Linked DNA regions of Mus musculus: region 2 is linked to region 1. A link is a loop called in an ENCODE intact Hi-C map of the cell type or tissue named here. Cell type or tissue: gastrocnemius. All regions are shown on one strand. Each heading gives the region's core, and the rest is flanking DNA. Links, peaks and the distances in the headings are about the cores only.

What was found. Peaks named below come from ENCODE experiments on the same cell type or tissue, not always from the same donor. Only the 100,000 strongest peaks of a DNase experiment are listed, where the experiment ranks them.
Region 2: it touches region 1 in a loop (2.9-fold over the local background); 6 of 42 quality-filtered maps call a loop at or near these places.

What each region holds. Positions count from the first base shown.
Region 1 is chr7:101,225,110-101,240,567 of GRCm38, forward strand. It overlaps Fchsd2 (FCH and double SH3 domains 2), which reads left to right. Exons shown (of 20, transcript NM_001146010.1): 9 at 8,763-8,885. Among named protein-coding and RNA genes, the nearest start is that of Gm50587, 26 kb to the right of the region's middle. In gastrocnemius, for the core only: a CTCF peak has its summit at 6,542 (motif pointing left); no DNase peak of the experiment used is centred there.
Region 2 is chr7:101,277,512-101,291,714 of GRCm38, forward strand. Atg16l2 (autophagy related 16-like 2 (S. cerevisiae)) reads right to left here. Exons shown (of 18, transcript NM_001111111.1): 14 at 13,976-14,081; 15 at 13,071-13,220; 16 at 12,852-12,899; 17 at 12,659-12,760; 18 at 12,105-12,423. The coding sequence ends at 12,336. It overlaps Fchsd2 (FCH and double SH3 domains 2), which reads left to right. Exons shown (of 20, transcript NM_001146010.1): 17 at 1-119; 18 at 840-969; 19 at 1,061-1,143; 20 at 4,939-6,894. The coding sequence ends at 5,022. Among named protein-coding and RNA genes, the nearest start is that of Atg16l2, 17 kb to the right of the region's middle. In gastrocnemius, for the core only: a CTCF peak has its summit at 11,139 (motif pointing left); a DNase peak (open chromatin) is centred at 11,129; H3K27ac peaks cover 391 bases.

The DNA of each region.
Region 1 (15,458 bases), core at 3,780-8,779:
GTATTGCAGTCTCCCACTATTGGAGTTCTGTGTGATGTAAGCTTTTTTAATGTTTCTTTTGCAAATGTAGATGCCCTTGCACTTGAGGCATTGATATTCAATACTGAGGTATCCTCTTGATGGATTTTTTTTCCTTTGATGAGTAGGAAGTGTCCTCCATATCTTTTGATTACTAACAAAATAGTTTTGAGACATATAAAGAAGCAAGAATGCACAAGGAAAAAGGAGTCAATAAGCAGGCTAGTGAGATGACTCAATTGACAAGGGTATTTGCAGCCAAGTTGATGATCTGAGCTCAGGCCTCAGAACCTACATGATGAGAAAACCAGCTCCTACAAGTTGCTTATTGACTTCCATATGTACATTATAGCGTGTGCATGATAGATAGATGGATGGATGGATGAATGGATGGATAGGTAGGTAGGTAGGTAGGTAGATAGATAGATAGATAGATAGATAGATAGATAGATAGATAGATAGATAGATGTGAAAATGTTTTTAAGTATAAAAAATGTCCCTAGGGGAGGTCCCAAGATGTGACATTATTACTGAGGCTATGGAGTGCTCACAAAAAAGGGACCTATTATGACTGCCCTCTGAAAGACCCAACAAGCAGCTGAAAGAATCAGATGCAGATACTTTCACCCAACCAGTGGACAGAAGCTGCTGACCCCTGTTTTTGAATTAGGGACAAGCTGGAAGAAGCTGAGGAGAAGGGCTATCCTGTAGGAGGACCAGCAGTCTCAATTAATCTGGACTACCAAATAGACAGCATACACCAGCTGATATGAGGTCCCCAACACACATACAGTAGAGGACTGCCAGGTCTGTGTTCATACAGAGATGATGTACCTAACCCTCAAGAGACTGGAGGCCCTAGGGAGTTTAGAGGTCAGGTGGGGGGGGGCATCCACATAGAGATGGGTGGGGTGGGGAGGAGATGTGGGATGTGGAGCAGACAGAGGGTGGATGGGGGTGGGACAGGGAATGGAATGTGGAGTGTAAAAACTAAATTAAAAATAAAATAAAATTTTTAAAAAATGTCCCCCGGGGAACTTTATTCCTGAAATCTACTAGGCACTGATTTTAAATTCCTTATTTTAATGTGTTCAAAGAACTAAAATTAATTATATCTAAAGAGCATAAGGAGAATATAAAATTAAGGTTCACCAAATTTTAAAAAAATTATCAATAAGGATCTTGAAATGATTAAGATGAATGAAAAGTTAAAAAGTGAAGTAACTGGCTGGGAAGACAGAGGCAGGGGGACATCTTTGAGTTGAAGGCCAGCCTAGTCTAATGAGTGAGTTCCAGGACAGCCAGGGCTGTACAGTAGAATTCTGTCTTAGGAAAGAAAACAAAGTAAAATAACTATGCTGGAGTTTAGTTTAGTGACAGAACATTTCTCTAATATGTTAGAGCATTAGGTTGGATCCCTCAGCACTGCCCAGATAAATAAATACTGAGAGGATTTGGCAACAAAGCTGAGCTAGTAGAAGAGTCTGTGAACTTAAAGGTAAATGTGTTGCAATTATCCTGTCCAAGAATGACTGGTTAATATTGGTCTGCTTTGAAAGACAATGCATAAGGTTTGGTGTGGAAGTATATGTCTCTTTCCCTAGCGCGTGAGAGGTAGAGGCAGGAGAATTAAGAATTCAAGTCCATGGTGTGGCCTGGTGGCACACATCTTTAATCTTAGCCCTCAGGAGGCAAAGGCTGGTGGATCTTAGTTAGAGGCTAGCCTGCTCTACCTAGCAAGTTTCAAGACAGCGAGGACTACACAGAGAGACCTTGACTCAGGGCAAGAAAAAGGAAAGAAATTCAAGTTGTACAAGAAGTTCAAGACCAGCCTTGACTACATGAAACCTGTTTACAAATGAGAGGGAGGGAGGAAAGGAGGGAGAGAGAGAGAGGGAGTGTGTCACAACACAAAACAATATGTATAAAGCATTGTGATGGTTTATAATGCAGCATATGTTTTTCACAGTAGTAATAACCAGAGAGGGGGAAAAATGGAGCAATATAAGAACTAATTTGCTGTATGCTGCTAATATTGTGCTGTATTAATCCAAACCAGATTGTTTTGAAATAAAATGCTACTTGTAATTTCCAGACACATGCTACAAACATCATTACTAAAAACATGATGTAAGAAATAGGTAATTAAAATAGCACATAAAATACCTCTTAACAGATTCCATGAGAAGCTATTATTTCATTTTATAGGTGAGGAAATTAGAATGAAAGATTACCTTACACCAACTCGTGACAGAGTCAGATTCAGAAACCAATCTGTCACTAAAATCCTTTACTATGGTAAAAGGGAAATCATTGAAGTTTTCTGGTTAAAATAGTTCAGTTTTATTATTGCCATCTTCTTTATAAGTAACATTCTTTTGAGTGCATTTGATCAAGAAGCTTGAGTATTTTCTAGAGTGACGTTGCTAAGTGGTGGATCTAGGGTTTTAATGCGTGTTATGTGGTAGGGGACTTGCAGCCTGTGTCTTCCAGGATTGCAGCACACTGGAGATGGCCACAGTAGTTGGGCAAATCTCTCAGCCTGATATCTCTTCCTGCTAGTGGGTACTCAGTAGAAAGTACAACTTTTAGAAAAGCAATATTAGAGTCTTTCCTTGCTTTGCTTTGTAACTCAAAAACTATCTTATTTGCTTCTTCTTCACAGAACCTAAAGTAACTCAGAGCTTTTAAGTGAAATGACCAAGTATAAAACTAGATAAGGTATTTCTAATTTTACTTCATATCACTCGGCAGATTGAGTCATGGGCTAAGATATTTACACTTAAGAAATGCAGCCCAGGACTTGCTTTAATTTCTTTAGATTTTAGATTTATAAAAGGTTAATTTTTTTTTATTTACTGTTACAATTTGGGGACTTCTGAAAACAGATAAAAGCAAGTTGACTATCAGTGTTTTTCTTCCAGTGTCAGCAGAGGAGGACTGAAGGATTTCATGATTTAATTTTAAGCTATCTTACATTTATCATCTTGATATTTATTTCCTTGACTTTTGCCCAGCACTATTTTAGAAATGTCCAGTGGTCTCAGAAAAAGAGGAGCTTGTTTTTCTAGTCAGCTTGAAGGAAGATCTCAGGGTAATGCTGAGTACAGAGTCTGACCTTCCTGAATCTAAATAAGGAGGCCACTGTTTAAAGTTCTCTCTTAAGGGGAAATTACATCAAATGCTTAGAAAAAAAACGACATGTTTTTTTCTCCTAATTCCTAGCTCATCATAACTTTCCTCTTGAGCAAGTTCCAAGAAATTCATACTTTTCCTGTAAAGCACATGTTGAGTAGAGGACACTAGAATTCCATTTCTCATTTTGTCTTTATGATGCCCCCCTTTTCCCTTCCTATTTGAATACTTGCCCTTATGAACTTGTATTCCATACTCAATAGATGTTAAAGACCATGCAAATAGAATGAGTTAAAAAAAAAAAAACAGAAAGAATATGTAGAGAAACATTTCCATTTAGTCTCTAGCTAACCACAAAGAAACACAGCTGCTTAAAGACATTCAAATTCAGTGCTTTTGGGTTTTTAAATGCCGTTGGACTATTCCTATGTCCTGACTTAAGGCTTATGGTTTCTCAATTTAAGTATTACAGAATTCTTTTCCTAAATATTTGTATTAAGGGGATGAATAGTTGGTTCCACAGTTAGGAACACTTCTTGATCTTACAGAGGACCCTGGCATGATTCCCAGCACCTACATGGTGGCACACAACCATCTGTATGTAATTTTAGTCTCAGGAGTTCCATCACCTTCTTCTGATCTCCGTGGGCACTGGGCTTGCACATAGTACACATAGATACATGCAGCCAAAACACTGATACACATAAAATAATTTTAAAAGCCACTGAAAACTCATATTAAATAGTCAAAAGTTTTGAAAGATACACTTGGATGACTTACCTACTAAAGTTTTAAGTATTAGAGGCAATCCAGGAAGTCATACAGAGCACGTAAATTACTATTCACATGAACCATCACTATGTATGCCCATGTCACACCTTCAGAGTTTTGCTTCTCCTATCGTTTACCATTTAAATAGTTCTTACTTTAAGGGAACAGGGTGATGGCACAGTAGGACCCAAGTACACATGCCAGCACCTGCATTAGGCTGCTTACAGTTGCCTGCTCCAAGCAGGGGATCTGATACCCCTAGTCTCCATGAGCATCCACAGATACAAATAATTAAAAATAATTTTTAAGAATAGTTTTTACTTTAAAAATTTAAGAAACATATTATCATTTGTATTTGCTTGATCAACTTTAAAATAAAAAATTGTCTACTATAGGAAGCAGAGGAAGCCCTGAGTGTGTGTAGTCCTGGGTGAATGTGTAGTGTCAACATGGGCACAGCCATGCCAAGGTCTCCAAGGCCTTGGACCCATGGGAAATTGTCAAAGCCATTGCCATGTGGGCCAGGTTCAAGAGGGAAAAGCTTTCCTCCAGAGTCTTGTGTGTAAGGAAGTGACCTCTGAAAGCAGCAACTGAAGCTCCCTCCTCCCAGATATTTACAGCCTCAGCCTGACTGCTGTTTACAAGACTAGCCCCTCCCCACGTCCAGTCCCTAAAAAACACACTGAGGTTCTGAGTTGCCCACGGTAGCAAGTAGTAGTACCCCATCTGACCCCTGCTTTGCTGTGTGTTGTCTGTGCGTCCTTTCTTCATTCCCTCACCATCCCTAGTCAGGGTTTCAGGACCCAAGACAGTAGGGTCTCAGCAGTCTACTATAAGGCTTTTGATCTGTGTTGAAGAGGAATAAAAATATAGGAAGGCAAAGTATTAATTATTTATAATCAATTATCAGTGCAAATCAAGGTTTTTCTTATAATATAACCAAAAGACAGAGTTTGGAATATGGTTGATATAAACTATAGTTATTTTGTAATAATAAAAGGGAAAAAGAAGGCAACGTTTTATTTAGTGCACACACACTTTTTTTTTTTTAAGTTTAGGACCTTCCACATCGTACAGTTTGTGAACTCAGTTGCTTCTCTTTTGCTGTAATACCATCAGGCTTTTCAGTCATGAGGGCTAATGTGGATTCACCCATAGTTTTAAACCTATAAATTCTGATCCAATACGTTACTTATCAAACAGTTATTTGCTGAACATTGTCAGTATTTCAGGCTCCATGTTTGACCCTCAAGATTCAATGCTAAACAGACTGGCATGGCCCTTCCTGTTCATAGAGTTCAATAACCAAAAGAAGGACAGGCAAGCGTCAGAAGCACAAGATAAAGCCACGAGGTAAAAAGACAAGAACCATCCAGAGTTCACAGCGATCAAGAGAAGCCCTTAAGGCTGAATGATAATGAGCAAGGCAGGGAGAGAGGATGAGGAAAGGGCCTGTGACATGTGACATGTGAGCTCAGAGGCAAGAGAAGTGCTGGTAGAGCTCAGAGAGGCTTAGTTTAGGGAAAGTGTTGCAGGGAAGGGAAATGGCAAACAGGTGAACAAGGGGTCAGACAGAAGCCATGTCCAAACTATTCGGTCAGTGGTAAAGTTCAAAACAAACAAAACCTATCCTGAACATAATGCCTGGCCAGGGAAGAGTGTTGAATAGTCAGTCATATAAAATACAAGTCAGGGGTATCCTCCCTGATGCAGTGCGAAGTGGGATGTCAGGACCAGGCATGGTTACATATACCTTTTATCTGAGCACTCCAGAGACAGAGTCAGGCAGATCTCTGTGAATTTGAGACTAGCCTGGTATTCATAGTGAGATTCAGACCACCCAGGGCTATGTAATACTATCTTGAAAGGAAATGGGTTGGCAGAAATAACTGGAATAGGAAATTGCTAAGAAATAACAAAAGAACTTGGTAGGTTAGCAGTATAGCTCTGTGTTAGAGTGTACACTTTGCATGTGCGAAGTGCAAAGGTTTGATCACTAGCACTGCTAGTTAACTGTTAAAAAGCTTTGATTTCTTTCCTTTCTTCCCTGTTTTCTGGTACTCATACTCAGATAGCTAGTATAATGCCTAAGTACAGTTGACACTCAATAGCAATATCATTCAGACTACATAGGAATATAGTTCACCTTAAACTGCACGCCTTGTTCATGATACCTATATTATCATGTCTTGTATATAGGTAAAATGAGCTATTTCTTCCAAACAAGATTATTAGGATGAGCTACTAAGAATATTTCTAAGTCAAAAACTTCATATCAGAAAACATGTCTCTTTTTAAAACAAATTCATGAAAATCATGATTTAAGGTAGAAATTTTAATTCCATCTCAACACACTACAGTGTCCAAAATGTTCATAACTATTTGAAGTTTATATTTAAGGCATTTCTAGTATAGGGGAATGCCAGGGCCAGGAAGTTGGAGTGGGTGGGTTGGGGAGCGGGGGGGGGGGGGAGGAGATAGGAGATTTTTGGAGAGGAAACTAGGAAAGGGGATAAGATTTGAAATGTAAATAAAGAAAATATCTAATTAAAATTTTTTAAATATATTTAAGGCATTTATTTGCACTGCCTGTTTATAGTACTCAATGGTGCCATCTAGTGGTAAAAGAAGATTCAGCACTATTACTCTGCTTCGGGGACAGGTTTTGTTTTATTTCAAGTCAATTTTATATTAAAAGCTTGATGTAAAAGCCAGACACAAAGTACAAAAATAATTATTGTAAAATTTATATACATGATTCTTATAAATAACATACTAACATACAAGGAATAAAATAAATAAATAACATTCAAGGAATAAAAGAAAGAAGAACAATGTTAGATATCATAATTTAGCCCTGACTGTCCTAGAACTCAATCTGTAGGTCAGGCTGGCTTTGAACTCAGAGATCCCCTGCCTCTCCCTGAGATTAAAGTGCTGGGATTAATGATGTATCCCTCCACCACTTGGTTTAAAACACGTTTTTCAAAAGATACTTGAGAAAGTGAAAAGAGCAGCCCATAAAATGAAAGGAAATATTTACAAATTATTTATCTTGCAAAACTCTGCTATATACAATACATAAAGAGTTATTGCCATTTGAAATCAGAAATAGACTCCAACTGAGATGTATGAAGCAGAGGCTGGAGATGTAGCTCAGTTAGTGAACTATTTGGCCAGCAGTTCAGTTTCTATTACTGTATAAACCAGGTGTGGCAGCACATACCTGGAATCTCAGGTGGAAACTAAAGGGTCAAAAGCTAAGGGTGGGCCAGTGAGATGGCTAAGTGGGTAGAGGCACTTGTGTGCAGGCCTAACAATCTGAGTTGGATCCCCAGATTCTGCAGCACAGCGGGGAAAAAAAATCAGAATTGTACTCTGACTGCCACATATGCACCATGATGCATGTATGTCTTCTGTAAGTAAATATTTTTCTTTGAAAGTTGGAAGTACTTTTAGTTGTATTACAAGTTCAAGTGGTGCTACAGGAGACCCTGTCTCAAAAAAAAAAAAAAGCCAAAGGTTTGAATTAGATAATTCGCCATAGAAAATAGATCAGTATATAGCAAAACATGTAAGGGACTCACAGACAAGTAACTCCAGTCTAAGGAGATCTGATGTTCTCTTCTGACTGCCATGAACACTGTACACTCTATGTGTGTACAGACAGACATTCAGGCGAACACTCATCCACATAAAATAATAAAATATCAACAATAATACCAATAAAGAGCACAATGAATAACACACACACACACACACAAATAAGTGGTGGCAAGGACACAGAGAATCTTCATGAATTGTTGGTTGATAGGGTGCAGCACTCTGGAAAACAAAGTTGCCATATGGCCAAAGGCAGTTCTACTCCTGTGTGTCTCCCCTGGGAACTAGAAGCAGGTGCCAACGCTAAAATAAAGGTAGAAGTGAAACTCTAAAACAAAAACATTTTATTTGGACGTAACAAAAAAATAATACTGCAATCCAGAACACATGCACACACGCTGAAATGACCTCTAGAATGTCTAGGAAACAAAGGAAGGTTTGGCAGCTTTGTTGAGACAAAGAAATTTGAAAGCCATTATGAAAGAAAGCTCATTGGCACTTTGTGTGTTTGAGAGAACTAGGGAGCTCTCATTGGAGAGCAGCAACAGTCACTGTGCAAAACTAGCTCCGTGACAGTTTTGTTAATTGATGAGAAGAGAAAAATGTAGATTTTTAAAAGATAAGGCTGCTGTTTTGATAGTTTGGAATGGCAGGAAAGTTCTTAGAATATCTATGAGAGCTGAGTGTTTTCCCTTTGACCTCTCTAAGATGTGCGTGACGGGAGTGTAATCTATGTAGACAAACACGTGGGCATAAATGTTCATGACATTTTATGTTTTCTCTCAGATTGCTCTGTAGCAAATATATACTAAATCCTAATTCTACCACTAATGGAGGAGACTTGTGTTTATTGTATATGTGTTCCAGGCTCTGTGCCTGGATTCTTTCTTTCTGATAGTCCCTGTAAAATTCCTACATCTAATTGTCATGAAGTGGCTACAGAAGCAGATAAGCAAAGATCAGAAACTAGATGTTTTTGTCTCCAAAATATTCTGGTTTTTTTCCTAAGCTTTAGCAATATTAGATTTTTCCCCTTGTTGGTTGCTATTCATTAGAAATTCAGCACTACCCTAGTAACTGCTCACTGTTCACACGCTCTTATGTAATGCTCTATGCCTTTTGTCAGTTTATTAATAGGTTTTGAAATTGAACATTTCTACATTTTTAAAGACAAAGGAATTATGTGCCAAAGCACTATCATAATTTTTGGCTTCTATAATATTCCTCTCTTTCAGGCTCTTGATGGAAACGTGTATGACCACCTCAAGGATTATTTAATAGCCTTCAGCCGGACCGAGCTAGAAACTTGCCAAGCTATACAGAATACATTCCAGTTTTTACTAGAAAACTCCAGCAAGGTAATGTGTCTTTAATGCAATGACTAGTATTGCCATGTCATAATCTAAAGCTCTTTCCTGAAGATACTAATAATAGTAGAAACATGTTTTAAAGGATGTAGTTCTGAAAAAAATTCTCCTTAACAAAGTGAGAGAATGGGACACTTTCTGGATGAGTTGAATGAAAGGGGGGACATGATGCACAGACTAACTTAGCCATCAGTCTGTGGCCATACATATTGCCTTTGAGAAGAATCAGTGAAGAATGGCCTGCTCACAGGAACTTCAAATCCATTCAACTCAGTCATTAAAGAGAACAAGGTCATCTATCAATGCAGACAGTAAGAAAAATGAGCACAGGGAATGTAGCATGTGATAATTAATTTAAAAATAAATTCTACAGTGCCTTGGAGTTTAGTTTTTTACAAATTAAACTCACTTTCTATATGCTGTCATCCTTTGGTAATGATCTTTTCATTTAAACTATTGATCTATTAACTTTGCCAGCATGCCACACTGAATATACAAAGAAAATAAATATGATTATCTTTTCTCAGACTCAGATAAATTATGTTTATTTTTAAGGGTGGTGAATCTTTGCTTTAGGAGATAAATTATGTAAATGTTACTTTTCTTTCTGGAAAATGCATTATGAATATTTCCTGACTGTATCCATTTTAAAATATATACATTCTATCTAGATCTACTACTTCTAAGACCTAAGTTAATCCTTTCCTTTCCTTCCCTTAATCCTTCCTCTCCCTCTTCCTCCCTTCCTCCCTCCCTTCCTTCTTCCCTTCCTTCCTTCCTTCCTTCCATCCATCCATCCATGAAGGAGAATGAGAACTGAGTCATGTCTTTAGAAACTGTTTAGGAATCAGGGTATCCATTTTCACATGACAGGAATGAGAAAAGCACACAGATTCTTTATCCTGAACACTTCCCAATGCAAGTGTTCTTGTCTCTGTGTGCCTGAGCTCCTGATCCTATGGTAGAAACACATTACCGGGGCTGCGGGGAGCTCAGCAGCTAAGAGTACTTATTGCTCTTTCAAGGGGTCCAGGTTCAGATCCAGCACCCATGTGGTGGGTCGCTTATAACCAACTATACTCCAGGTCAAAGGGATCTGACCTCTTTGACCTCCATGGGTACTAGACATGCACATGTTGCACATAACACACGCATACAGGCAAAACACTCAACCTTGTAAAATCAATCAATCTACATTACAAATTTAAAGAAGGAAAAGTATTTAAGATGCCAAGTTCCCAGAACCCATAAAAGATGTAAAAACATTGATGTGTAGAAAGAAGGATGGATGAGTAGATGAATATGTTTTTGAAAGAAAAAGAAGAAAAAACTTAATCTTGGAATTGTGGTAATAAGTATACAGGTGTTCATTGTGGATATCTGTTTAGTCTATTGATTGATTTATTCATTCATACAATCATTCCTTTGTTTTTGAGACAGAGTCTCACAGTGTAGCTCTGATAGACCTAGGACTCAATATATAAACCAGGCTGTCCTTAAACTCACAGAGAGATCTACCTGCTTCTGCCACCAAAGTGCTGGGATTAAAGGTGTGCTCTACTACACTTAGCCAGTTCTTTTAATTTTAATATATGTGTTTGAAATCATAAGATAGTATTAGAGTAAAATGTCTATAAAACCTTACTGATTTTGTTCCTTCTGCATAATAATGGTTTTTGACTACTGTAAATAAAAATTAGTGCTTAATGGTCAATTCGGGTTTTCTGAAAATTTTTTCATCTTTTGCTGTATTTTAGTACATCCTGGCAGTTTTCATTTTCCTATAGAGTTGTCCACTCACCAGGTATGGTGGTGCCCATCTTTTAAGAGCCTGTGTGTCTCTGAGGCCATCTTGCTTGCACTTTATTTTTGGTGACACTTACCAGTCAGTTTTATTAATTTTGACAGAAATACTTTTTGTTTTGTTTTTCAGTGATCTGTTTCCTCAATTATTACCTTATCTAAAGTATTTCTTTCTATATTCTTAAGTGTTCTTGCTTTTGCTTGAAAAACTTATTTTTCTTATTTTCAATCAATTAAATACAAACACACACACCCTACTCCTACTATAATCTGATATGAGAAACTTTTATTCTTATTTCTCCACCTTCTCCCTGAATTTTGCATTTAGTGTGGATGATGTTTTTCATTTCCAGCTTTACTGGAAACTGTAATCTGCTTTTATTCTAATTTTGTCAGGTTATCTTTTGGCAGGATTCTTTGAAATTTCTTTACTTTTTTTTTTTTTCAAGAAAATCTCACTATTTTTAGTTTATAAGACATGTAGGCCCCTTGGTCTTGCAAACTTTATATGCCTCAGTACAAGGGAACACCAGGGCCAAGAAGTGATAGTGGTGGGGTAAGGGTATGGGGGACTTTTGGGATAACATTTGAAATGTAAATGAAGAAAATACCTAATAAAAACAAACAAACAAACAAACAAAAAACATGTAGGCATCCGGAATGGGGACAATGACTAGACTGTAAAAAAACAAAAGTAATAAAAAAAATGTAGGCATGAAAACTGGCTAATAATTGTGCGTGTATTTGATTTTCTGGATATTCTTGGTGTTTTTTACATTGTAAATCCCATATTTGTTTTATGGAAAAGAAGATAGACTGAGCCTGAGATTGCACCTCTCTCCTCTTCTCTCTGTCACACAATGCTTCCATTACTGTACTGTTACTCTACGGTGGTGTTTCATCTATTTTTCTTATATTATTGTTACTGAAATGAATTAAGAATTTATGAACTACTTTGGATACAAAGAGATAAGCTCTTATTTTTTGCTTTCGCTCAGGAGCCTCTCTCTCCCTGGGGGTGAGGTGTAAATGAGATGCTCTTATGTCAAGACTGGAAGTGATAGGAATAAAAATTCAATATGAATGATGTAGCTTGGAGATGTGCCCTGTTGTTGTAAGCGAGAAGAGCTCACACCCACGAGTTTTATACCATGTGTTTTTCTGTTACAAACAGCTCGTTATGCTGTTCTGTTACGGTTCAGAAGGCAGCCCAGAGATTGCTAACTGAATGGAATGTTTAAAAATCTTGACTTTTTTAATCTACACTATTATTTGTTTCAGTAGAAATCTGTTTTTCCCACTTGCTAACAACGTAACATAGTCCCAGGTTGCTGTAAGGTAATTCATGCAGACACTACATATATAAATGTTTAAGTGCTCTCTATAGCTTTCATCCTGTAAATGGAAACAGCTGGCCCTAGGAGCTTCTATTAAATTTTAATTATTTATGAAGCTTGCTCTTCTCCTTAATATTTTATGAAATGCTTTGTATAAGTAACTGAAGCAGATGTTGCCGGGGAAATTTTTTCTAGAATGGTAGCTCCAAAAGCAGCTCTACTGTCCTGTATAGTGTGTTTCTACGTGCCTGCTCTCTGCCTGCAAAAGATAACACTACCAATTAGTAATGTAGCTCATTGAATAAACAGGTCATAACTTGACAATTTTATCCTGTATTTCTTTGGAAACTGTCTATTGATATATATACATGCATGTCTATATCTCTATCTATCTATCTCTATATATATCATCTTGAAAACTAACCAGAAAAGTGAATTTAATCAATTAAAGAACAAAATTATGATCATTACAGTGGATATGAAAAGCTGGCTGTGGTGGCATACATCTTTTATCCCAAGACTCAAGAGACAGACAGGCAGAGGCAGGTGGATCCCTGTGAGATTGAGGCCAGCCTGGCTTACATAGCTAGTTCCAGAATAGCCAGAGCTATATAACAGTGAGACTTTGCCTCAAAACAAACAAAAAAACAATGGATATGAAAAAGGACATTTTACAAATTTTAATACTCTTGTGGTCAAAGCAAGAACTCAGCAAACTAGAAATAAATGGGAACTTGTAGAACACAATACCATTTGTGACAAGCCAACAGTTAATTCCATGCTCCATAGTGAGATACTGCATGTTTACCAAGATCAAAAACTACCCTCATGACTATACTGCACTGCTATACTCAAGGTCCTTACTTAAACAATTAGGTTAAAAAGAGAAGAATAAAAATTATTGCTAGTTGGAAATGGCATAATTCTCTATATAGCCATAAAAACAATATAAAAACTACTGAAGTAATCCAGATAAAAAAGCAATTTGGCAAAGTTACTTTAGAAACAAGATCAAACCATAATAACCAGTTGTGTGTCTATACTCTTAGCAATTAATGATTTGAAAATAAAATTAGGAAGAGTCTGCAGATGGAACCTGAGCTGACCACGGGAAGAAGAGCGGTGTGGGAGCCCCAGACCCCGGGGCTAAAGGGGAGCTCGAGCCAGAGCAGGACTTCGGAGGGGACTCGGTGGCACCTCTAGACCTCGGGAAAGGGACTCCTCCTGGGGACCAAAGCCTCCCTTACTCAGCTTTCCCGGGCGGCGAGCGGGAATCCCTGTGAGGAGACCCTGGTGTCCAGACGAATGAGGAGCAGAAGGGGACCCGCCACGAGTCAGTTACGAATTGTGCTTCTCCACACAAGACTTGGGTTATTCCTGCATTTTGCAGTTTCCTCCAGAGAATAAGTTGAGTACCAGAGAACCGGAGACTAGCATTTCTTTAAATAATGCAGTCATAGTACTGGCAAAATCTTCAGAGAGCCACGGACTTTGGCGAGAGTGGTATTGTGGCTTGAACAAGGATTCCTTGGAGGAAAGATTGTTTATCAGTGAAGAAAATGTTAATGGGTTTCTTGAAGAGGTCCTTTGCTCCCCATTGAAGCAGGCAAGGTGTCTGGCTGATTGAGGTTCTTCAGGTCACTGATGAGCAGGTTCAGATCCATGCAAAGTTGCAAGAATGTAGTGATCCTGCTGGGCTTCAAGGAAAGGGAAAAGGAGTCAGAGAAGGCTGTCCTCTGAGTGAAGCAGAAGCCGCTGACCAGTCCACTACCTCTCCAGCTGCTTCTGATTCAGCTGCAGCCGTCGAAGCACTAAAAATAAACACGCATGGTTCAGCTGTGGACCTGCAACACAGCTGTCCTGAGGTTCCTCACGTACTGTCTGGAAAACCGCTGCAACCAGAAGCAAAAATGGATCCTGAGTTTATAAGAGAAAGCAGTACTACCTACTTGACTGAGGAAAAGGAAAATATAAGAGAGCCAGTAATAACTAAGGAGGAAAAAATAAATGGAGATCACCCATCTTCATTACTGAACAAAACTGTGGTTCAAAACGGTAGTGTGCAGATTATTAGAGTCCACACCACTCATTGTGCATTCAGTTTTCAGAATCCCTTGCTATATGATTTAGACTGATGTATATAATTTTGAAATTTAAAAATTGAGTAAAAAAAATTTGGGACCTAAGACAGGTTCCTTGTGTTTTTAAATTGATGTAAAACCAAACATTTACAGTTGATTTTGGTGAGGAAGCTGGCCGCAATCCCAATGCCTGGCACTGGGAACCTGATGGTCAGTCAGTTTAGGTCAGACTCAGCTATATAATGAGTTAGGGGCCAGGCTAGGCTACATGAGGCCATGTCTTTTTAACAACAAAAACCCCTGGAGATACTTTTCTTGAATAGTTTCCTTAATAAGAGAAAATATTTGTGACTTTTCTCAAACTAATCTTTTTTTGTTTTGTTTTGTTTTTGTTTTTGTTTTTGTTTTTTGAGACAGGGTTTTTCTGTGTAGCCGTGGCTGTCCTGGAACTCACTCTGTAGACCAGGCTGGTCTCGAACTCAGAAATCTGCCTGCCTCTGCCTCCCAAGTGCTGAGATTAAAGGCCAAAGTATTCTTAAAAAACATTTATTTGGGGTCAAGGAGATGTGGAGACGTGGGTCATCACATGCATATGGAAGGCAGAAGACAGTGTGTCTCTGAGATTAAACCCAGGTCATCAGCCTTGGTGGGAAGCCACCTAGGTTGGTTCTATATTCCCTTTGTAGCCTGGCCTACCCTCAAAGTCTTCCTGCCTGAGTTTCTGAGGCTGGGACTAAGGCATGCATCAGCCATCCTCTGCTACATATGCAGCTGGACCCATGAGTCCCACCATGTGTACTCTTCGGTTGGTGGTTTAGTCCCTGGGAGCTCTAAGGGTACAGGTTAGTTCATATTATTGTTCCTCCTATGGGGCTGCAAACCCCTTCAACTCCTTGGGTCCTTTCTCTAGTTCTTTCATTGGGTACCCTGTGCTCTGTACAATGGATGGCTTTGAGCATCCACTTCTGTATTTGTCAGGCACTGGCAGAGCCTCTCAGAAGACAGCTATATCAAGCTCCTGTCAGCAAGCTCTTGTTGGCATCCACAATAGGGTCTGGGTTTGGTGATTGTATATGGGATGGATCCCCAGGTAGGGCAGACTCTGGATGGTCATTTCTTCAGTCTCTACTCCACACTTTGTCTCTGTAACTCCTTCCATGGGTGTTTTGTTCCCCCTTCTAAGAAGGATTGAAGTATTCACACTTTGGTCTTCCTTCTTGAGTTTCATGTGATTTGTGAATTGTATCTTGGATATTCTGAGCTTCTGGGCTAATATCCACTTACCAGTGAGTGCATATCATGTGTGTTATTTTGTGATTGGGTTACCTCTCTCAGGATGATAT
Region 2 (14,203 bases), core at 9,204-14,203, 58 kb after region 1:
ATGATGATGGCTTCTGGGAAGGGGAGTTCAGTGGTCGAATCGGTGTTTTCCCATCGGTGCTAGTGGAAGAGCTCTCAGCCTCCGAGAATGGCGACACTCCATGGACAAGAGAGATCCAGGCACGTGCAAAGGAGCAAGATCGATAAGCCTCACCTTCATTCTTCTCCATAGTAGCCAAGTGTTTACATAACTGAGTTTAGAAATTAGAGGCTTGTCAAAACCTTGTAGAAAATGGCCACCTTACATCTCACTCTCTTTCCCACACTGTTTTCTCTGAATTCATTAAAATACTAGGTTTCATAGGACATTTGAAAGGTGATTTTGCTAGAGAGAAAGAAGCAAGGGAGAGGGTGTATTGTTTCCAGCTAGCTTCCACAACAGCCCTTAACCAGGCTGCCTTACCATATGAGAACCTCTGTCTCTCCCAGGTTCTACCAGAGCTCTAGGGGGCTCATTTTTCCTACCACAGCTAAGTGTGGTTTTACAGGAAAGTGCCGGTTTTACTTGTCCTCTTGTTCCAGCAGACATGACAGATGGAAGGGTAAGGCATGGGATTGTGACTGCTTTAGTCTGACATGTAGAAAACCTAGAGAAGTCAGAAACACACACAGAGACACCATTTGTTCTCACAGACTTAACTGACTTGCCTGATAGACTAAAGACAATGAAACCCCAGACTTGGAAATGGTTTAAGATAGCGTCAGTAGAAAAATGTAATGCAACACAAAATTGAAGCTTCAGGATTTATTTTAGCTCCAGGGCAGGCATGCTGAGCAGCAAAGCAGCTAAGCTCTCCTTCCTGAGTAGATCGCCTAGTAACTCTGCCTCCTTTGCTGCAGATCTCTCCATCCCCCAAGCCTCACACATCCCTGCCTCCACTGCCTCTGTATGACCAGCCACCCAGCAGCCCGTATCCCAGTCCAGATAAGAGGAGCTCCCAGTTCTTCCCCCGGTCTCCTTCAGCCAATGGTAAGAGCTCTGGGCATCTGCCCCTCACCACTTCCATCTACACTAGCATCTTTACTGTCCAGTCATCAACCTCTTGGATTCTCTTCCTCAGAAAACAGCCTTCATGCTGAATCACCAGGATTCTCACAGGCCTCAAGACAGACTCCTGACACCTCATATGGCAAGCTGCGGCCTGTAAGTCCCCTATCTTGAAGGGTTATAGATTGCATAGTTCTTCCAAATTGAAAATGATAAATTCATTTTTCCCACATGGTCCATTTTGTTACTGATCTGCCATGCAATACTTGGGGGAAGTAAAAAGAACTATAAGAAAGAAAGGCTATATTTTTTATTGTACTCCCAGCCTTTACCGGCTGAGCCATGTGTTCCCTGCCCCACCTCCCCTCTACCCCCACCACCACCAAGGGAAGATGCATGACTCTTAACTCAAAAGGGGAAACTAAATAGTCATTGGATATGGATGGGAAGAGGGAATGGGTAGAGAATGGGTAGGAGAGGAGTTGAGGAGGGAAATGGAGATGGTGATTAGATGTGGGGAGAGAAGAAGGTGGGAGAGGGCTGGGAGGGAGAATGGAAATCTGTGGAGATAACTCTGATAATAGCTGGAGGCCTAGGACAGGAGAGGATACAGGTTGTCTAACCCTAGCTGAAATTCCTATCAGAGGGTGATAAAGAGACTGAAGTATGTACCTCCTATAGCCAGGCAGGACTTATAGAAGAGGAAAGAAGACATCAATCTACCCCAAAACCTCCAACCGAAAATTTGTCCTACCTATAAGATTTTCAGAAATAAAGATGGAGCAGAGACTGAGGGAACAGCCAACCAATGACTGCCCCAATTTGAGACCCATCCCATGGGAGAGAGCCAACCCGATACTTTTCCATTTCATGAGGTCCCTTTTATCAATTGTTAGAGCCTGAGCCATTGGTGTTCTGCTCAGGAAGTTGTCTCCTGTATCAGTGCATTCAAGGCTATTATATTAGATCTTTAATCCACTTGGTCTTGAGTTGTCTTCAGCGTGATAGATATGGGTCTATTTATTCTTCTACATGGAGACATCCAGTTGAACCAGCACCATTTGTTGAAGATGCTTTCTTTTTTCCATTGTATGGTTTTGCCTTTGTCCAAAAATCAGGTGTCTGTAGGTGTGTAGATTTGTTTTAGGGGTCTCTGATTGGATTTTATTTATCAACCTATATGTAGGTTCCTATATTTTTATGGGAATTGCATTGAAATTATAGACTGCTTTTGTTAAGATAGCCATTTTTACTATATCAGTCCTACTGATCCATGAGCATGGGAGATCTTTCCATCTTCTCAGATCTCCCTCAATTTCTCTCTTCAGGGACTTGGAAGTTCTTGTCATACAGGTCTTTCACTTGCTTGGTTAGAGTTACACCAAAATATTTTATATTATTTGTGACTATTATAAAGGATGTTCTCTAGTTTCTTTCTCTTTATCATTTGTATAAAGACGAGCTAATGATTTTTTTTTCTTAGTTCATTTTATATCCAACCATTTTGCTGAAGGTGTTTTCTGGTAGAATTTCTGGAGTTGCTTATATATATTATCATATCATCTGTGAATGTCAATACTTTTACTTCTTCATTTCCAATTTGTATCCCCTTTATCTCCTTTGGTTGTCTTAATGTTCTTGCTAGAACTTCCAAGTACTATATTGAATAGATAGGAAGAGAATGGGCAGCCTTATCTTGCCCCTGATTTTAGTGGAATTGGTTTAAGTTTCTCTCCATTTAATCCAATGTTGGCTGTTGGCTTGCTGTGTATTGCTTTTATTATGTATAGGTATGAGCCATGAATTCCTGATCTCTCCAAGACTTTTAACATGAAGTGGTATTGAATTTTATCAAAGGCTTTTTCAGCATTTAATGAGATGACCCCATGACTTTTCTTTCAGTTTGTTTATATGGTGGAGTATATTGATGTTTTTTTGTATTTTGAATCACCCCAGCATCCCTGGGATTGATCATAATGGATGATGTTCTTAATGTGTTCTTGGACTTGATTTGTGAGTATTTTATTAGGTATTGTTGCGTCAATGTTCATAAGGGAAATTGGTATGAAACTTTTCTTGAGTCTCCATGTGGTTTAAGTATCAGGGTGACTGTGGCCTCATAGAATTATTTTGGCAATGTTCCTTCTGTTTTTATTTTGTGGAATGATTTGAGGAGTATTGGTATTAGCTCTTCTTTGAAAGTCTGAAAGTCTGGTAGAATTCTGCACTAAAACCTGGGCTTTGATTTGTTTTTGTTGGTCTTTGTTTTGGTTTGGTTTAGTGGGTTGGGAGACTTTTAATGCCTACTGCTCTTCCTTTAGGGATTATGGAACTGTTTAAATAGTTTACCTGATCTTGGCTTAACTTTGGCAAGTGGTATCTGTGTAGAAAAACATCCATTTCTTTTAGATTTTCCAGTTTTGTGGAGTATAGCTTTTGATTCCTTGATCCACTGGCTTCATTCATTCAGCTGATATGCATTGAGAACCTTGTTGGAGTTATGGGTCTCTGTTATTATGGGAAGGCATTGGAAGGTGAAGAGCAGGATAGCATTTTGGCTGCTTATACTTTTTTTTAGAACCTTACTACTGGCTGGGCATGGTTGCACATGCCTGAAATTCCTAACATTTGGGAAGCTGAGGTAGAAGGATCATGAGTTCAAAACCAGCCTGGGCTACCTTGTCTCAAAAAGAAAAAAATTCTCTGGCAGCGTAATAGAGAGAGTGGAGGGAAGCAGAACCGATGCAGGGAGCCACTAGGATGCTAGAGGTGACCATGCAGCAAGGCTGCCAGGCTCCGCAGAGGGCAGGGAGTAAAGAGGACTCGTCTGTCCATACACATCCTTGTTCTGTCTCAGCTGCGTCAGCTGAAGCCATTGAACTCACTCTTCCCGCGTGATCTCCTCCACTCCCATGACCATGAAAGTCATTCCCCTACCAACAGCTCCCACGTTCATGTTCCTCATAAGCTTCGGGTTTGTGGGATCCCACCTCAGATTTCCCAAACCTGCAAACTCAGCAATGGAAGTAACTCTCTTCCCTTCTGGACTTGTTCCCTCTCCATCTTGCCACTCCATCCTCCCTGTCCTGGAATCATTTCTCCTGCCTTACTGGTCCCAGCCTCCTACCCCTCAACCCAAGAACAGTGACAGGTCCTGCTAGGTTTACTCTCAGAGCCTTCCACTAGTCTGCGCTATTCAGGTGACCAGTGACCAGTGTCATCTTCCAAAGAACTCTAGCCCACCCACCGACAGTCTCTTCCTACGCAGTTGAGTCATGTTTTCCCACCCATATCTGATACTCCGTACAACCAACCAAAACCTCTGCCTAGAGAATAAAGTTTCTTATTTTCTTTCTTTCTCCTTTAACTTCTTTCTTCAGTGCTGGGAATTGAATCCAGAGCCTTGAGCCTGCTAAGCAAGCACTCTCACTGGGTTACATTTCCAGTCCCATGTTATTTGGTTTGGTTTGTTTTTTGAGACAAAAACCTCACTGTGTAGCCCAGGGCTGCCTCGATCTTTCTGCAGTTCTGCCTCTACTTCCTGCATGCTGGGATCACAAGTGTGTGCCACCCTGCCTGACTATCCTGGTTTCTTACTAAAACTTAATAAGGCCCTTCACTACCTGCCCCACCTCTCCAGCCTTGTTCCCCATGGCTGACCTTGGAGACATGATAGAGCAGTTCCAGTCCCCATACTGTGCCTTCTCTTTGCCACTCCCAGCTTTACTTTGGAGAAGTGTTTAGGACTACAGCAACTAGCATGCCTTGGTACCTCCAGCATAACAAGCAGTCTGACCTAGCATTTCATGCAGAATGGGGCCTGCTGTTCAGGGCAGTGAACACATTCCCAGGCCCTCAGGTGTCAGCGAACATCCAGAGGAGCATTGGAGCGTTCCACGTGCTAGCCTCTGAGTCAAGAGGCCGATAACCCTGTAATTGTCTCTTGCTCAGGTTCGGGCGGCGCCGCCACCACCCACACAGAACCACCGGCGGACAACTGAGAAGATGGAGGACGTGGAGATCACACTGGTGTGACAGTGGATTTACCTTCCGTTACTGCTACAATCAAGGCCAGGCTTGGAGTTTGGCCAGTCTCATTTTTTAGGCACCTTTGCATGATGATGACTCTTGAAAGGAGCAAAACCAAGGAGGATTCGATGGGACTGGTTGGCCTGATTGTGCCTTTTTTGTTGTCGTTTTTTATGTCATCTCTCCTACCATAGCACAAATCATAGCGGGTCCTAGAAGCAGAGGGGAGCAGCTCTCATGCCTTATAGTGGCCCATTTTTATATGAGACTCAAGGCCAGGCCTAGATCCAGGGCACAGACCCAGAATTACCAATTGTGTGAACTCGTACAGTATATTACTGTGGCCATGCACAGGGCTGTGGCAAAGATCTCATCTTTCCTCAAGTGGATTTTGCTCTTCTGATTGTTATTCAAATCAAGTTGACTGTGTAAGGAAATCCAGGAGAGGCTGGCTCCTCCCCAGGTTCATTCCCATACTGAAAATGCAACCTTATTGAGAAGAAAGTGGACTGCCTGAGCTTAGCGCCAATTGCATAATGCACATCTCTTCCTCAACTAACAGATTTAAAATAACAGTGTCCTTTGTATTAATATTTATGCCATTCATTTAGTATTAGTGGGCTAACCTGGAGGGGCTGAGGCCACATCTTTCCCATCACATAGACTAGAAGGGAGGCTAAGGAAGAAGCAGAAATGGAGCTTCCACATCTGAAATGAGCCACTTTAATGTTCCTTTTGTCTTTGGGTATGTTTCCTCTTGGTTTTTACAGTGTATACCCTCTGACCAGTATCCTTTGAATCCAAGTGTCTGGCTGCATTGAGGACAAAGGCCTACATTGCTCAGCTTCTCTACTGGAGAGGCCCTTATATTATTTTATTCCCAAGCCAGAGTATTGGCCTAGACATCTGGGTTGTGATTGGTGCAGACCAGCTGTCGCCTTCTGAAAGTACAGCTTCAGGTCCCACTGCCCTGACATTTGTCCAGAGTGAAGAATCTATGGGCCCTGGAGGAAGCCTGCTTTCTGTGGAAAGGATACAGGACTGTACACCTGCCCAGGTGAGACCAAGGAGGCTAGCACCTTCTGCAGGTCAGGGAAGAGCCTCATGGCGCCCTGGCCTCAGCCTAGAAGGTCAAGCACTCTGTGGACGGTAGATCTTGACCTAGGGAACAAAGCAATGCTTGCCAATCCTCTTTTACCTTGGCTGGGAAAAGAAATTTACAGATTTAAAGGTTGTATGATGCTTTGAAATTTCCATCCCTTCTGAGAATCTCTAAAAACTTGAAATGGTCACATGTCCCCGTGGGATTTTTGACTGATATCGGAGCTGAAGGGATTTTCAGTCATTTGATCACTTTAGCAATGATACTCTGATGAATCTTCTCCATGAATTTGGATTTTTGGTTTTTACATTTATCTGTTGATCTATTTGAGGTCTTTTTATGTTTATCAAACTTATTCTTAAGTTTAAAAAATTAAAAGGGTATTTTAAGATTTTCAAATTTGCTGATCTTCAAAGTGCTTATAATAGAGCAGTTCCTGCTACCAGTCCTGTATTCTGTTTAGCTAACCAAATTGTCCTTGGATTTGAGTTTCCCACAACCTCAGAGTTATTTGAACTCTTTTGTTATATTTTAAAATATTTTTTGGAAGAGCTGCTAATTTTATTTTAAGAAACAAAGTTGTAAAAATATGCCTCCTTTTTAAAAATAAATAAATAAATAACCCTTCTCTCCAGGCCGAATAACCCGGCGTCACCATGCACAGGTCAGGGCTCAAAGGGAGCCTCCGTGCAGGTGCGCTTTCTTTACAGTGGCTGTAAAAAGTTTGTATTTATTATGTATAAAATGTTGAATAATAAAAAATGAAATTAAGTTTTGCAAGTGTCCTGATAAAGAGTTGATTAGGCAGGCTTTGAGAGAGAGGATGCTTCTTGTGGGCCATCCTTAAACCACGTATCATGTGCCCAGAGCAGGAAGTGAGTCCACCCAGACATCACAGACCCTGATGCTATTCTTGTCCAGCAAGAGGGAAGAAAAGACAGGTCATGTATTTGAGGCCAAGACCATAAAACAAGGCATGCTGTGATCTAGTTACAGGCTGAGTCTCTCTGGCTTCCAGACAACCACAAGTCAAGGAGGAACCTTGGTGTTCCATTATGGGTTCTGGGTGGCCCCGCCTGTGCAATAAAACCTTTTACTCACTAAGCCATGGATGTGGAGGAACTCACAGATCCAGCACTTACCTGGGGCAGGGTTAAAACCTTTCCTGGCATTTTCCTGGGCATGTATTGTTTACTCTGCTTATTTAGAGCAGGATTAGATAATACTCTGGAGTTTATGTCATCTTTTTATTTACTTTCTTTCTTTGTTTTTGTCATTGTCTTTTTGATTATGTGTATGATATGTGAGTGCAAACATGTGTGTGTGCCACAGCACATTTGGGGATCAGGACAAATTTTGAGATGGCTCTCTGCACTTTGCCTAGGTGGGTCTTGTTTTTTTGCTGCGCTGTGCACCCTAACCTAGCTGGCTCTCATGTTCCTGCACCACCCATCTTATAGAAGTGCTAGGTTACAAATATGCAACACTGTAACCTGTTTTTTGTTGGTTTGTGTTCCCCCTGAGGGCTCTGTGGGTTGAACTCAGGTGGTCAAGCTTATACAGCAAAAGCTTTTACTGAGCCATCTTGCCAGCCATGTTTTTGTCATTCTTTTTGATGGCTGCATATTCCATTGTTTGGCTATATAATTAATGGTTCCTCTAGTGACGGGTATTTAAATAGTATCTAGCCATTTGCTTTTAGGAAATTGAAGCTAACATCATTGTATATACTTCTTTATAAATTTGTTAACAGTGTAAATGTAGAATTTGACAGAAAGGGTTAAATGTTTGCCAAATTGGCTCCAAAAGAACTGCATGAGTTTTTTACATTTCCATCAAAAGTACATGGAGCAACATGGACATAGAAGTCAGGTTTGGGTTAGTAAATCCTGCCTGAGCCACGTGGGGCAGCTACAAGGACTGATCCTGTGTCCTGCAGCCTGAGGAGAAGCCTTCATTCAGGAAGGAGACAAAGTATGTAGCAGAGGGTGGCATACAAACACCATCAACACTATCATCTCTCAGCCTTCAAGGTCTTCAGGAAGAAGGGTCTCCTTCCATCCCCTAGCCTCTTAGTAACCCACAGAAAGAATGGAGTTGGAAGTGCCATAGATCTAGAAGACTATAAGGATACATTTTGTGCAGTGAAAGCTCACTCTCAAGTCTGACACTAGTCTTTTTAATTTAGGCCAGAGTTTAGCCAGTTGTCCTACCTCAGTGCCATCCATGGTGATTTCCTTTGTCACAGGAGCTGACCAGACTGTCAAGCCACAGACTCATTGTTAATTCCCTGACCCCTACCTCTCTAAGCCCAGGCCCTAAGTCAAAGTCAATGCAGGATAGTACCTGGCTTTAGCCCTGCCACTACTTAATAGAACATCTTTTCCTCCCAGCTGCCACTACCCCATTTTTAGAAACGATGCAGTGAAGTGACTTTGATGGGCTTATCCAATTCTCTCCCTAGATCAGTTAGATACAGGAGAAAGAAAGAAAAGAAAAAGAAAAATTAAAAAAACAAGAAAATGAAAATTCAGATCCCTGGACTCATCCCCAGAGACAAGGCAGCCATTATGGTCTGTATTAGGATGCCACTCCTGGACCACACCAGTCATACTGTGCAAGGATTCCAGCCACAGCTTCAGGATTTGGTTCTAATTACTGCCCATCTCTGAGTAGCCTTAGGACAGTATCTGGCTGCAATGAGCCTCTGCATTTATTTAGTTTAAGTTGGATACACACACATACCACACACACAGTGTCAGAAATAAAACCAAATTACAGAAATTTTAGGTCAAGGGGAGAATAAACATTTTTCTTCCTGAAATCCTGCAACTTGACATAGCAAGTTTTGTTTCCTCCTGGGATTTTGCTGGGTTTGCTTTATAAAAGCATGAGCTGCCAAGAACTACGAGAACACCAAAGAGTGTCTTGTTCCTGGACTATTTTCCTTTGGATCAGTGGCCAAGAAAACACATAGGACTCCTTCATGTCTTTTCCTGAGAATGCTGTTCAAGGAACATGTTTCTGGAATGTTATCCTGAAGCATAATAGAGAAAACCTGTGAGTTAGGGTTCACAGGTTTATATGCCAGACACACCAGTAAGGGGCAGGGAAAGAACTGGGTGGAGACCCATGAACAACCTCTGCCGTGCATGGATTTGCCTGCCATAATCTAAGTCTCAGCCCTCAACTTCATCTTTAACTTGGAAGTGAGAAGATAATATAAACTGCCTCAGATCCAGGAAGATTTAGTAAGATGATGTACAAGTGAACTAAAGATAGTTACTAGTGGATATACTTGCAGCAGACATGGCACTTACCCACGGTATATCTGAATCTCACAAGTGGGCCTACACCTGGTTATCAGGATTCTTCTAGAGACTGTCTACAGGGCACTGGAGGGGCTTCTCACATCTTAGGCGAGAGACTCGAGAACAGGCTTGAGCTAGCACTGGCAATAGGATCCCTACAGGACTTGTCTCTTCTCCCTAGGGTCTCAGGATCAGAAAGGGTTGAGCCTAGCCAATTCAGGCAGCAGGCCTCACATCTGTATATCAACCCCTGAAGGACGTTCCATAGTGGGGAGGGGTACATAACAGCCTGGAAAACATTATGACTTCCCTGAGATTCATAAGATAGGAGTGGGAGAAGAAGCTAAACTGGTTTCCACAAGACTAGGCCAGTCCCCTCTACTGAACCTGAGTCTAGTTTTTGCCAAAGAGAATCAGAAAGTTCACCAATATTTTGCTGTTTTGGCCTCTCTAAAATTAAAAAAATGTTTGAACAGTCTTATGTAGCCTAAGCTGTCCTCCAAATCATGATGACCTTGGGTTTCTGATCCTCTTCTAAGTGCTGGGATTCCAGGCATAATATACAATACTCAGTTTCATGTGATGCAGGAGGTTGAATCCGAGCTTCATGCAGGCTCAGCATGCATCCTGCCAACTAAGCTAAGCCCCTTTCATATAGTTGTGCTTTGTGATGCTAGGCAAGCTCAGGCTATTCTAATTTTTATTAGGAACCCTAGGAATCTCTCCTTTGCTGGCCTTGGCTCTTCCTCAAGAGAACTGAAGGGGCAGAGAGGTCCCTGTACCCAGGAGTGAGTCACATTTCCTAGGTAACTCTTACGGGTCATTAAAATAGTTCACTACTGCCTGAGGTACGATGGAAACATCTGCAGGGACTTGGCCCAGATGCTGTGGCTGGAACAGCAGTCTCCCAGGACTCACTCTCAAATCCTAGCACATGCCTCCAGAGGTAATCTTCAGCTCAGAGTCCAAGGTGAAAGAGCATTTGGGAGTGTCAGGTTAGGCACAGCTCTGTGTACCCCTGGTGGAAAAACCCTGCCCAGTTGAGAGCCTCTGTCTCTTGAAATTTTGGTTTTGTGGTGCAGGGGCTAGAGAAATGATTCATAGGTTAAGAGCACTTGCTGCTCTTGCAGAGGACCTGGGTTCAGTTCCCAGAAGCCACATGACAGCTCATAACCGTCCATAACTTCAGTTTAAGATGTCCTCTGTGGGCACCAAGCACGTACACATGCACTTATATACATGCAGGCAAAATATTCAAACACACAAAAAAAGTTGTATAAAAAGAGAGGATGTGGGTTGAAGATGTAGTTTGTACATTGCTTTTCTGACCCAAACAAATCCCCAAGGTTCCAGTCTCCAACACCATATGGGGATACATATTTGGGAGGTGAAGGCCCAGGCAGGAAGGAGGTCACACTCAGCTACATAAATGAGTAAGTCTGCAAGGAGTGATGCGGGAACCATTCAGCTGTGTATAGCTGTGTTACCTTGAATGACAATCTTTTCTCACTTTAGAACGTGCTCCATCACAAATGCTTAGGAGGAACAAATAAGGCTCAGAAGCCAGAGCAAGACCGAGGTCTGGGTGATCCTCAGTAATGGTGGCCACTGGGCGAGTTGGTCTTTCCCAGAAGAAAGGCAGAAAGAAAAAAAAAAAAAACAAAATAAAACAAAACTGCTGACCAGGAAACTAGTGACCCCTGGTGGCCACTGAGAGCTGCGCCAAGGGGATGGCCAAGGCTGAGGAGCTGGAATGTCCCATCCCTGGAACCTTCCACTGTTGAACTTGCAAAGCAAGAGAATATAACCACCCAGGAAGTATTTCCTGGGGCCAGGACTGGAGGCAGGGAATACTGTTCTCTTACAGTTGCTCCCAGTTTTAAGAAGACAGGCAAACTAGAAGTAGGGGACCAAGGCCTCTTACTGAGCCTGACAGTTAAGGATAGGCTGTCAATAAAGAGGTCCCAAAAGATAACCTGAATTGTCGTTGGGAGAGACAAGGACATTGAAGGCAGAGGAAAAAGCATGTGTAGGACCAAAGTGACGAACTTCTCTGAAGGCAGAAAGGGGACTTTTGGCCATGCTGACCATGGTACCTTAGATGCTGAGGGCTGAGGCAGTCAGTGCCTGCCACCCCGACACTGAGGCTGAGGCCAGATTTCCACAAATTCTGAGCTATTACATGTGTGCCTGACTAGACAGGGTTACATGACCCTGTCCAAACAACAACAAAAGCTGAGGAAACTGTATCAGGACAAGTCTAGGGGAGTGAAGGCACCTTTAGAGAGCAGCACTAAGCGCAGTCGCCCCAGAGACTGGCACTGTGGCTGCAAGGGCAGAGGTAACATACAAGGGAAGGAGATAGTGGCAGGAGGCCACCCATCATCCAGGACATAGGACTACAGCTCAGACCATTGTCCCAGGCTCCAGGCAGGCCTCTGCCAGCTATTCCGATGTCACTCTGGTTTATTCACCCTTTCCATCAGGTCCACTCCCTAGATGAAAAGCTGCTCTTTGCTGCCCTTGCCTGAGCCTTTCTTCATGTTATCCCACAGCTAGACTGGAACAGCCCATTTCCCAGACAGAAGCTCTGCTACAAGGCCCTAGCTCTATGGAAAAAGAAGAGGCTAAGTCTAAGTGTCTCTGTACCCACAAATGCTTCAAAGAGGCAAGACACGGCTTAGATACAGTTTTTAACACTGAAGAGAGTAAACAAATAGATTTTAAAAAACAAAACTGTAGTTCCTAACCCACACTTTGATTTTTAACAAACAGGCCAGGTCCTGCCTGGCCCTCACATGAATTCTGTAGTAGACCCCAACCCCAGCTCTGGAGTCCTGAGCACAGGGAAGCTGTTCTCTGGCTTCTGGCTTCAGAGTCCAACCCATACAGGGAACTTGTGCCACTCAGTGCCAGAGCACCACCTTCCTGCCTTGGTCCACACTCACAACGTGGTTCCCGGAGAAGCACCAAGCCACGGCATTAACAGCAGTGCTGAAGAGGGAAGACAGACCTCAGGAGGGCAGCAGGAGCAGGCAGGCAGCCTTACTCTGACCCTGGACATCCAACCAGCAGGCGGTTTGAGAAGCCTCTGTAAGCCCAAGACAATTTCCTTATCTATAAAATGGGCTCTCAGGATGGTAGTAATGAGCCCAAATGCATGCGAAAGGTCTGGGGACATATCAGAACATGGAAGTTTGCGTGTGGAAGTTTTCAGTAGGCTGCTCACCAGTGGGGTCCCTGTAGGCTGGTCTCCAGTTTCCCGGTGTTCACATCCCAGATGTACAGGTCGCCGTTTGAAGAGCCTGCCAGTGCATAGCTTCTGTCAGGGCTGTACAGGTCACAGCAGAACAAGAGGAGAAGATCAGAAGTGTAGGCACACAAACACAGGCCTATGTATAGGCATGACCTCCCAGACGCACCTGAACACAGCTTTGGTCCAGTCAGAACTGCACTTGAAGCCATCTGCCCTGAGGACAGAATAGGACTGCAGTCAGAGAAGCTGCAACCAGTGTTCCAGTCTTCCTCCAGATGTGAAAAGGGACCAGCACTTCAGCAGGTTCTAGTCTAGAGGTTCTACGCTAGAGTGCCTCCCGGGACTTTGCTTGCACAGGAGAGCCCCAACTGGCCCAGGCCAGTACCTGAACACCTGTCGGATATTGCTGATTCGCAGGTCGATAACCTTGAGTGTGTTGTCTCGGGAACAGCTAAGCAGATGCAGCTGGTCATAGCTGAGGTGCAGGGAGGTAACCCGGCCCTGCACGGGGATGACCTGGATGCAGTGAGGGCCCCTGTGGGGTTAGGGATGGAGAGGGACGCGGAAGAGACATCCTTAGACACTTTGGACAGGCTGTATGTGGCCACATTCCCAGGTAACATAGTCTCGAGAAACCCAGGGCGTGAATCACTGGGGCTAAGGCTGACAAAACTACTGCCCCTTCCCACTGTGGATTAGACAGTTGGATCACTAAAGAGTAACAGTGATAGCCAGATAGGGTGACACTGGCAGGTAGTCACAGCTGAGGTCGGAGAATCATAAGATCCTAAGTTCAAGACCATCCTGGAAAACTTTATTGAGATTCTGTCTCAAAATAAGAATATAAAAAGGGCTGGGAGCATTCTCCTAGCAGACACAAAGCCCTGGGTTCAACCCCTAGCAAAGGAGCAATCTCAAAAAGAGGCTGCAGAGACCTGCAAAGCTCTAGCTCTGCCTTTGTCATCCATTCATGCTTAACGATGGGCTTATTACTTTAAAAAGCAGCTATTCTTTTGTTGCTGTTTTTTTTTTTATGAAAAAGTGGTGATAATATTAAAAAGGTGCTTGTCTGTGTTGGCTGTAAGGCCTGGGAAGGAGTCCAGTGCTGACTAAGAGCCGCTAAGAAGGTGGCACAGCTTCCCAGACATGCTGAACCCTCAAAGACCATGCCCAGCTGAGGCCACCCACTGGCAGTGCTTGTCTGACAGCCATACTATCCATAACCCTGCCTCCCACAGCCAGAGAAAGGAACGAAGACTCAGTGGCCTCCACCACCCAGGCCTGTATCACCTGCTGTCCCAGAACCGGATCTTTTGGTCATTGTGGCCACTGATGATGATGTGGTCCCCGCACACCACGTCATTGCAGTAGGAAAGTACATTGATAGTCCTGGAACCTGAGGGCCAGTGGGAAGAGCTCAGAGTCTCAGAGAGTCATCAGGAGCCACTACATTTGGTGGCTGTAAGGTCAAATAGGGAGGTCTCCTTCCAGGGCTCAAGCTATCTCTAATTTACCTAC